2 separate regions of the Homo sapiens genome follow, and region 2 is linked to region 1. The links are chromatin loops, found by intact Hi-C in ENCODE. Cell type or tissue: CD4-positive, alpha-beta T cell. All regions are shown on one strand. Region 1 overlaps CLEC16A (C-type lectin domain containing 16A). Region 2 overlaps SNX29 (sorting nexin 29).

Region 1 (5,000 bases):
TTTTCTTTTTTGCTATATAGTAGTACATTCTCTGAATAGTCCACAGTTTATTTATCCACCTGGAGTCTAACATGGGTATCGTGTCACCCAGGTGATTCTGATACCCAGAGCACTTCTTTTTCTTTCTGTGTCATTCTGGCTCTTGCTGGGGGAGAAGTAGGGAGGGGTAATGGGCTGGCAGGATAAGGAGCTGTTGGGGTGTCTTACTGAGCCCTGCTGTGACTGGCTAGTGGCTTCCAGACCACCAGCAGCACAGACACCATACTGGGAGCTTCAGATGTGCAACTGTGAGTCTCTCAGCTGTACCCTGGAGCTGGAACAGCGACAGGCTCCCTCCACTCCCCAGCAGGGACTTTTCCAGGGCCTCCAAGAGATGACTCTGTGGGTGGTGGGGGGCCACCATAGGACAGTTGGAGGTGCCTCTATTATCAGGCTGGGATTTTTCTACTACCCCCTCACTGTGTGGCTGACTTTCTGTGGTATCCTTTTCTAATAAACCCGGGAGCCTGTACGTAATCTCAGTCTCTCGGGACTCTGTCACTTAGGTCACTAACCCCAACAGGCAACAGGTGCATTTGTGAAATGGTAGCTTGTAATAGTGAAAAGCTGGAAACCACCTAAATGCCCGTGGTCAGGTTAAATAGATTATAGCACAACAAGCTGCCACTCCTAAACCAAACCAGGCAGGGTTACAGAACGGGACAATGAGATCTAGGATACACTGGGAAGGTGGGAAAAAGAAAAGCAAACAGCAGAATGGCTGGTGCACAATGGATCGTTAGGGTTGAATTCTGCAGAAACTTGACTTTACATTTTTCTAACATTTGGCTTTTCGTTATTTAACAATGAGGACATTTTTTCTTCTGTGATTAGAAAACAAAAATAAAAGCAAAGGTCTTCTATCCTCCTCACCCCTTACAAATCCAAGTTCTGTAAACGTGCAATGATTTCTACCCTTTTTGCAGGGCTTATAAAAGCACTGTGGTGAAGGGGCTATAAAGCCAGGGGCATCTGCCTGGGTTTCCCACAGCAGGGCACCCTTTTCGGTGCCAGGACAAGAAAAGCCACGCATACTGCATGATCTCAATTACAGGGAGAATCTAAGACAGTCAAATTCATAGAAGCAGAGAGTCAAAGGGTGGTTACCAGGGACTGGGGAGGAGGGAAATGGGGAGACGCTGATCAAAGGGTACGACGCACGATGAGTAAGTTCCGGAGCTCTCATGTACAGCACAGTGACTACAGGTCATCCTACTGTGTTACAGACTTGAAATCTGCTAACAGATCTACTGCATATTTTCATCACCCAAGGTGCACACACAACCCCCACCCACACACACGCACAAAAGTGAGGTGATGGATATGTTAATTCACTTGATTGCCGTGATTATTTCACAATGTACACATTTTTTTGTGTATATGTATATATTAAATCAAGTTGTACACATTAAATATATACAATTTTTAAAAGCCACATAATTCAGAGAAACACTCTAAAAGCCGTAAGTTTTGATCGCCCCACCCCCATCTCAATCCAGTCACCCCGTGCCTAGCTGGACTTTGAGAGGCTTCCCAGGGCAGGGACACTGAGGGTGATGTTGCCTTAAAGGATAAAACCGACACCATGGCCATGTCCTATCTGCCAGACCCTGTGCCTCGCTCTGAACACCTGCTCTCACGCTCACGCCCAGCCACTCTATGCTGCAGCCACTGTGCTCTCCTCTTGACAGATGCACAAACAGCAGCTCGGAGCCTTCACTGTCCAGGCACGTGCAGGGAGCCAGTGTGGGGCAGAACTGGGCCTGGGACCTGGTTCAGTCTGAGTCAAGGGCCTGTGCCACTGAGCTGGATCTTCCCCTCAGAGCTTTTAGAAACCGCAGTCATTTCACATCCAGTGAAACAGGCGCTGGTAACAAGGGAAACCATTTAGGGAGACAGGAGTCGGCCCACATTTGTCAACTTGCGGTCACCGGGAAGCATAAGGCGTCTCTGAGGCAGCAGCACCACCTAGCGGCGGCTGCGAGAGCCATCACTCAGCAGCCCTTTCACCTCTCCCTCTTGGCCAGAGGAATGCCACCATCTCTACCTCTTTCTGCCCACTGCAGACTTTTTTCAGACCTGTCCTGGGGACTTAGAGCCTGCCTCTGATATAGACATTTGGCCACTTGTCCCCCACTTCTGGCGGGCAGGGCCCGGGCTTGGTGAAGTCACCTTGGAATAACAAAGCTAGCAGTCTAGCGTGGAGGATTAGGAACCAAACCAGGGTTTCTCAGCCTCGGCACTGGGGACAATTTGGGCTGGGTAATTCCCTGTTGTGGGGGGCCTGTCCTTAGCAGCACCCCTACCCTCTACCCACTAGATGTCAGCAGCACCCCCAAGAATGTTTTTAGATGATGCCAAATGTCCCCTCACTGAAGACCACTGAGCTAATCGCCTGGGATGAAACCCCTTCTCTATTCTGGCTTTGCTAGAGCTGGCGCCTGGGTGTTAAAATGAAAGCACTGATGGCACCTGCCTCTCAGGGGTGGTTATTACGGATGACGAAACTGAGGCTTAGTGAGGGCAGGTAAGAAGTTCGGAGTCACACACTCACTAGCTGGGTGGAGGGACTGAAGCAGGAGGGTTGGTACCAATGCACACACCCTTGCCTGCCCTCTGGCAGAGATCTTCCTTGTCTTACTTCTTCCAGTGCTTATTCCATTGGCTGATGATTCAGCGACCCCAACTCTTTAATAGCAAGTCATAAAGAAGAACTGCAAACACCCCCAGCATCATCAGCAGAGGGGAACCCTCTGATAGTACCCACCACACAGAAACAAACACAGGCTTAGGGACTGAACTATGTCTCCCTCAGGTTCCTACATTGAAGCTCTAACCCCCATTGTGGCTGTATTTGAAGACAGGGCCTTTGGCGAGGTAATTAAGGTTAATGAGGTCATAAGGGTGGGGGTTCTCATCCAATAGGACTGGCGTCCCCATAGAAGGAGGAAGAGACACCAGCTAGCACTCTCTCAATTTCTCTCCACTCACACACAGATGAAAGGCCATGCACAGCAAGAGGGTGGCCGTCTGCAAGCCAGGAAGAGAGCCCTCACTAGAAACCAACCCTGCTGGCAACTTGATCTTGAACTTTTTTTTTTGTTGTTGTTGGAGACAAGGTCTTGCTCTGTCACCCAGGCTGGAGTGCAGTGGCACAATCACGGCTCACTGCAACCTCGACTTCCTTGACAAACAATCTTCCTGCCTCAGCCTCCTGAGTAGCTGGGACTACATGTGCACACCACCACACCCAGCTAATTTTTGTGGTTTTTTGTAGAGACGGGGTTTCACCTTGTTGTCCAGGCTGTTCTCAAACTCCTGAGCTCAAGTGATCTGCCCACCTTGGCCTCCTAAGTGCTGGGGTTACAGGGATGAGATACCATGCCTGGCCAATCTTGGACTTCAATGCTCCAGAACAGTGAGAAAACAAATCTCTATTGTTTAACCCACTCAGTCTATGGTATTTTGTTAGGATAGCCTGAGCCGACGAATAGTAAGCGCAGACACAGAAAACCACGCCCAACTTCACCCTGCTACATGCACAGCAGCACAGAGGCAAATACCAAGGAATGTCCTTACAAAGTGAGGTCTCGTGACTGATGTTCTCAAAGAGGATGTTCAAGGTCTGCAGCAGCTGAACGCACACGTAACGGCCCGACTTTTGCCGCAAGATGTTCAAGAAGAAAACAAACATATTCTTCTCCAGGAAGAAGCTGGGGAGAGAATGGAAAAGCATCAGTGGCTTGCTTCCACATGTGGAAACAGAAATTATTATCTGGTTTCATTCACAACACAAGTATTAGATTCACCCCTCTCCCCCAAGGTATCTGCACAGGTCATGCCACCCATTGTCACCCGCCACAACTGGAATTCCCAGCAAAGGAATAAGATATAATTATGAGTATTAAATGAGTTTTAGATCTGGGCACAGTGGCTCATGCCTGCAATCCCAGTACTTTGGGAGGCTGAGGCAGGATGATCGCTTGAGGCCAGTTCAAGACCCAGCCTGGGCAAAATAACAAGACCCCTACCTCTACAGAGAAGAAAAAAAAAATTAGGCGGTGGTGCATGCCTGAAGTGCCAGCTACTCAGGAGGCTAAGGTGGGAGGACCGCTTGAGCCCAGGAGTTCAAGGCTGCAGTGAGATATGATCAGGCCACTGCACTCCAGCCTGGGTGACAGAGCCAAAAAAAAAAAAAAGAAAAAAAAGAAAAAAAAGTTCCCAAAAAGCTTTAGCCCTACGGTTTTCTTCCCCTTAACTGCCAGTTTAATCATGAGAAAAGTGAGACAAACCCATTTTGGGGGACATTCCACAGAAGACCTGGCCAGCATTTCTCAAAACTTTCAGGGTCGTAAAAACAACAGAAGACTAAAAAAGAGTCACGGAACAGAGGAGGCTGGGGAGATATGACAACCAAATGTACTGTGGCTCCCAAATTGTCAAGTTCTAGGGGAAAATAACTAGAAAGAAATACACAGGTACTGATGTGGTGGAGAAACCCTACTAACCCATCCCCAGGTCTGTTTCTGCCTTTCTCCTTGTGGATAGGATACTTGTCTGTACACAGCCTAGCGGCACTGGCTTCTGGGGGTACACGTTGGCTCTTTCAGTCTTGAAAAGGAAACAGACCATCCAGTGCCTTTCTCTAAAGGAAGAGAATGACGTTTCTAGTTATGTGTTCTCTGTACTCAAGCTAACACCAGATAATCTTGCATCTGGGACACTTGGAAGAAATGAGGTGTGCCTGCGGGCTGACTCAGTTGTGGGTGCCTCTCTGTCCTCGTCTGGCATCTCCACAGTGGTGAGGTCATGGGCCTGGAACTTACTCAGTGCTGCCTGATTCTGTCTGAATCCATGAACGGATAAATGAAAAAATTTAAATGGCCTAAAAAAGACCCTTACAATCTTCTCCAACTCGGAGGCCCATCTGCCTGTAAATGCCATTCATGTTGACCTCCAGA
Region 2 (5,000 bases), 1.1 Mb before region 1:
TCTAAATGGCTTAAATATACAACACTAGGATGGTCAAATCTTGTTATCAAATATCAACAAATATTTAAATTAAGAAAATAACAGGCCGGGCACGGTGGCCTGTAATCCCAGCACTTTGGGAGGCCGAGGCGGGCGGATCACGAGGTCAGGAGATCGAGACCACGGTGAAACCCCATCTCTACTGAAAATACAAAAAGTTAGCCGGGCGCAGTGGCGGGCGCCTGTAGTCCCAGCTACTCAGGAGGCTGAGGCAGGAGAATGGCGTGAACACAGCAGGCAGAGCTTGCGGTGAGCCGAGATTGCGCCACCGCACTCCAGCCTGGGCAACACAGCGAGACTGTCTCAAAAAGAAAAAAAGAAAATAACAATAGAGGAGGCACCCAGATATGCCCCAAAAGGTGTTGACATTCGTCATCTACCATCTCTTATACAGTCTCTCTGAGGCAGTAATGATCTAAGACCCTTGGCAACTGCATCTTCTGTGATGTAAAGACTAAATCTGCTCACATCAGTAATCCCAGCACTTTGGGAGGCCGAGGTGGGCAGATCACCTGAGGTCAGGAGTTGGAGACCAGCCTGGCCAACGTGGTGAAACCCTATCTCCACTAAAAATACAAAAAAATCAGCTAGGCATGGTGGTGTGTGCCTGTAATTCCAACTACTTGGGAGGCTCAGGCAAGAGAATCGCTTGATCTCGGGAGGCGGAGTTTGCAGTGAGCCGAGACTGCGCCACTGCACTCTAGCCTGGGCAACAGAACCGGGCTCCATCTCAAAAAAAAAGACTAAATCTGAACATAAATGTGAAGTAAACCCTTGCCCTTTAATCCTAGCAGGTGCACTCCTATCTTTAAAAAAGAATAAAATGCACAGCTGTGAATAGGATGTTTTAATGCCACAGGCAACTGGGTTTCTCAATATTAACCTGTACCGAAGTCCAGGATCTGGGAGAACGTGGTCCTCTGGTCCTGTCCCGTTCTCCAGGCTTCCGAGGGGGGCATCTGTGCAGAGAGAGCAATCACAGAAAGAGGTCACTTTTCTCACTACATGTTCTCCATAAGACAAAGACACAATGCAGACATTGGCTCATCTGCTACATCACTTGACTAAGAAATTTTTCTCCATCTCTCCTGCAAGCTGGATTTTAATCAGCTGTTTCCTGTTGTTCAGAGATAATCTCAGACTTGGCATCAGTCACTGTAGAAGCAGAAAGCCCTATACTTGGCCGGGCATGGCGGCTCACTCCTGTAATCCCAGCACTTTGGGAGGTGGATCACCTGAGGTCAGGAGTTCGAGACCGGCCTGGCCAACATGGTGAAACCCCATCTCTACTAAAAATACAAAAATTAGCTGGGCGTGTTGGTGCACGACTGTAATCCCAACTACTCGGGAGGCTGAGGCAGGAGAATCGCTTGAACCCTGGAGGTAGAGGTTGCAGTGAGCCGAGATCGTGCCATTGCACTCCAGCCTGGGCAACAAGAGCGAAGCTCCATTAAAAATTTTTTTTTAAAAGCCCTATACTTCCCCTTAACCTGTGACTTTTTTTTTTTTTTTTTTTTTGAGACAGGGTCTCACTGTGTCACCCAGGCTGAGATGGAGTGCAGTGGTGGTGTGTGATCACGGCTCACTGCAGCTTCAACCTCCCAGGCTCCAGTGGTCCTCCCACCTCAGCCTCTCAAGTACCTGGGAGGGACTACAGGTGTGTGCCACCATGCCGAGCTAATTTATTTTTTATTTTTTTTTGTAGAGATGGGGGTCCCACTATGTTGCCCAGGCTGGTCTCAAACTCCTGGGCTCAAGCAATCCTTCCGCCCTGGCCTCCCAAAGTGCTGGGATTACAGATGTGAGCAACTGTGCCTGGCCTGTGACATTTTCGACCTTGAGCCACCTGGAATTATGCATGAAGTCCATATTCAGAACCAGGGCCAGAAACCGGGTATAATGAATCAGCTTGCTGTTAAGACAAAACTGCTCCTGCTTGTAGTGCCTTGAATCAGACAGTAGAGGGCAGCATGGTCTAATTCCTGACAATGTCTGCGGCTTTCTAAAAAGGCCAATTTTCCCTGCATTAAGTGCATTTAGGAAAGGCATTCACAAGAGCTGGGGCCATAAGTAGTCTCTGGAACTAACGGGCTAGGGACCTGAACAATTTTCATAAATGCTCAAGTCTCCTTCCAGGAAAACATGCAAATCCATAAGCCTTGGGCTGCATGGTGACATTAAGGCCAGTATCACCCAGGAGAAACCTTGCTCACTCAAGAAACTTCTTGGGCCAGGCGCGGTGGCTCACGCCTGTAATCCCACCACTTTGGGAAGCCAAGGCAGGTGGATTACTTGAGGTCAGGAGTTCGAGACCAGCCTGGCTAACATGGCAAAACCCCGTCTCTACTAAAAATACAAAAATTAGCTGTGCGAGGTAGTGCACGCCTGTAATCCCAGCTACTTGGAAAACTGAGGTGGAAGAATTGCTTGAACCCAGAAGGTGGAGGTTGCAGTGAGCTGAGATTACGTCACTGCACTCCAGCCTGGGAGACAGAGTGAGACTCCGTCTCAAAAAGAGAAAAAGAAAAAGAAACTTATTAGTGAATGACCACTATGGAACCAGCCGTGCATCGGGGACAAGGAACATGGTGCTGGAGAGAGCACGCCTCGGTGCCTTCCTCATCCATCCTCCATGCCATTCCCTCCATCTTTGCTTGGCTTACTCAAGGTGCCCCAAGAACCCCCAGCTCTGTAGGGGCTGAACTTCAGGGAAACTTACCAGGAAAAAAAAAATTGTTTTAACCTTTTCTTCTACCTTGCTGTCTCCATCAAGTTATTTACTGACTCCAAATTCTCAAGAAGTTCAAGTCCACTTCCCCTCCCGCTTTTTTTAGAGGCAGGGTTTTCCTGTCACCCAGGCTGGAGAGCAGTGGCACGATTATAGCTCACTGCAGCCTCAAACTCCTGGACTCAAGAGAGCCTCCCACCTCAGCCTCCTGAGTAGCTAGGACTGCAGGCATGCACCCTCATGACTGGCCTGCTTATTTATTTATTTATTTATTTATTTATTTATTTATTTATTTATTTATTTATTTTAGAGACACGGTCTCACTATGTTGCCCAGACCAGTCTCAAACTCCTGGCCTCAAGCAATCCTCCTGCCTCAGACTCCCGAATGTTACATCTTAACGCATGTAAAACTCAATGAGAATGCTCAGTGAGGGTGGCATCAACTCACCCCATAACAGATCCTGGCTACCTCGGGCATTCATCCTCCCACCTGGTCAACTGGAATGGCCCAAGGAACCCCTCCCTCAGCCCCCACCCCACCATCCCCTCCTACTTGGCGCTCCCCTCTCTCAACCTTCCCAACACTAATCTCCGGCCCTCCTCCCCACCATCTTTTCTCTGATTCCTGAGTGAAGGTGGCCCTGAATCATGGCCCCAAGGCCCTCTGTCACCCTCGGCACATCTGGCAAGGTCTTGGCTACAGTTCTCACCTCCGTGAAGACGACAGTGCTCAAGCCCTCACCTCTAGCCCAGACCTGTCTTGAATCTCAGTCCCACATCTCTAACTGCCTTCTAGAAAACTCTACTGGGATACCCCGCTGTGCCTACCAACAGATCCTGACCCTCACAACCCCATCTTATGTCGCACTAGGCTGTAAGCTCACAAGAGCACGGCACCCACCCTCCATCCCATCACAGAGCCAGGGGGATCCAAGACTGCTCAGTGCCCCCAAAATGACCTCCTCCTCTTGGCTCACAAGTCGTGTCCACTGCCCCGTGGTCCAAAGGCTCCATACCATCTAAGAGGCCTTCTACAGCAGACGCCCCAGTTCCCTGTCATCCTTGCTAATCTAACTCATGCAGAGTCAGACTACATTCCCTGAAGCAAAGACAGGGACTCAACATGCAGAGTGGAAATCCACAGCTGGGGCAAAGGCATGGACCCACCCAGCCTTCAATGAGAGCGCTCAGTGAGGATACAATGTCCACACGGTCCCAGGTGATTGCCCACGGGCCCCTTCACGATGCACAACCGCGAATGGCTTGTACTTGTTGTGGGCCTGACGCTCTGGGGTGCACACAGCATAGACCGTCTCATCCTTAAGGCCCCCAAGACAGATACCATTATCTAATTTTACGGATGAGGAAATGGATCCCGAAAATTTAAGCAACTTGTTCAAGATCACAGAACTAACAAGTGCAAAGGTTTGAACCCTGGTCCGTCCAATGGCAGAGCTGAGCCTGTACCCACTTTAGCATACAGGCCTGCATCCAGTGATCCAGTGGGAAGACTGAATAAAGAAAACCAGGAACCCCAAACAGCACACAACCCGTATAAGCTGACTGGGAAGCACAACCAGGGCAGTGTCCGCCCAGCCACCGCAACACTGACAACCAAAACAGTAAAACTGCCCACTAAGAGCTAAGTGCTAAAACCAATCACATCAGATTATGGCAGAGCCACCACAGTCTGTCCTCAACCTCAACAAACAACTTCCAAGATCCAACGTGAGGACAAGGAGAAATAGAACTTTAGACTTGATGGGGAAACAAAGGGTTTGAGGACCCAAGGTTTCAAAGGAACCTAAGAAAGCCCTTGGAAATTGTGCATTTCCTAAAACCCAATACTAAACACAGGACCCTCAATGAAGGGATGAGCAGTCATATCACCTTGTACTGACAGGTGATTTTTCACCCGTTTACTATTCCCACTCAAAATAAACCTGGGTAGCTCTCCCTTCCTTGCAACTGGAAAGCAATGCTGGTGAATTTGCTTTGCTCAGGTATAGACACCACATACTCCCAGAGGAACCACGCATGGTCCCCAGTCCTCATTTGCTTGTCTGGGGTCTCCTCTTGCAACCTGGGGTGCTGTCCCCTTCTGTGAATGGCTCTGTCACCCAAGAAAAGCAACTCCAAAACTCCTCCCTAAACCACAGAGTTATCTCTTCCAAGATTCAAGAGAACTCCTTTCAGGGTTCCCCCTTCTTTGCTCCTTTCTCCCTCCCAAC

Evidence for each region. Hi-C counts contacts between places; a loop is a spot of excess contacts. Peaks named below come from ENCODE experiments on the same cell type or tissue, not always from the same donor. Only the 100,000 strongest peaks of a DNase experiment are listed, where the experiment ranks them.
Region 2: a loop joins it to region 1, with 24 times the contacts of the local background. A loop is called at or near these places in 9 of 110 quality-filtered maps.

Annotation. Positions count from the first base shown.
Region 1 is chr16:10,961,207-10,966,206 of GRCh38, reverse strand. CLEC16A (C-type lectin domain containing 16A) reads right to left here. Exons shown (of 24, transcript NM_015226.3): 3 at 3,619-3,752. Among named protein-coding and RNA genes, the nearest start is that of CLEC16A, 19 kb to the right of the region's middle. RefSeq lists an enhancer at 611-690. In CD4-positive, alpha-beta T cell, CTCF peaks have their summits at 1,823 and 2,024 (motif pointing left); DNase peaks (open chromatin) are centred at 536, 1,196 and 1,986; H3K4me3 peaks cover 355 bases.
Region 2 is chr16:12,065,055-12,070,054 of GRCh38, reverse strand. SNX29 (sorting nexin 29) reads right to left here. Exons shown (of 21, transcript NM_032167.5): 10 at 923-998. Among named protein-coding and RNA genes, the nearest start is that of SNX29, 91 kb to the right of the region's middle. RefSeq lists an enhancer at 1,895-1,994 and a silencer at 1,889-2,183. In CD4-positive, alpha-beta T cell, CTCF peaks have their summits at 1,793 and 1,994 (motif pointing right); a DNase peak (open chromatin) is centred at 2,004.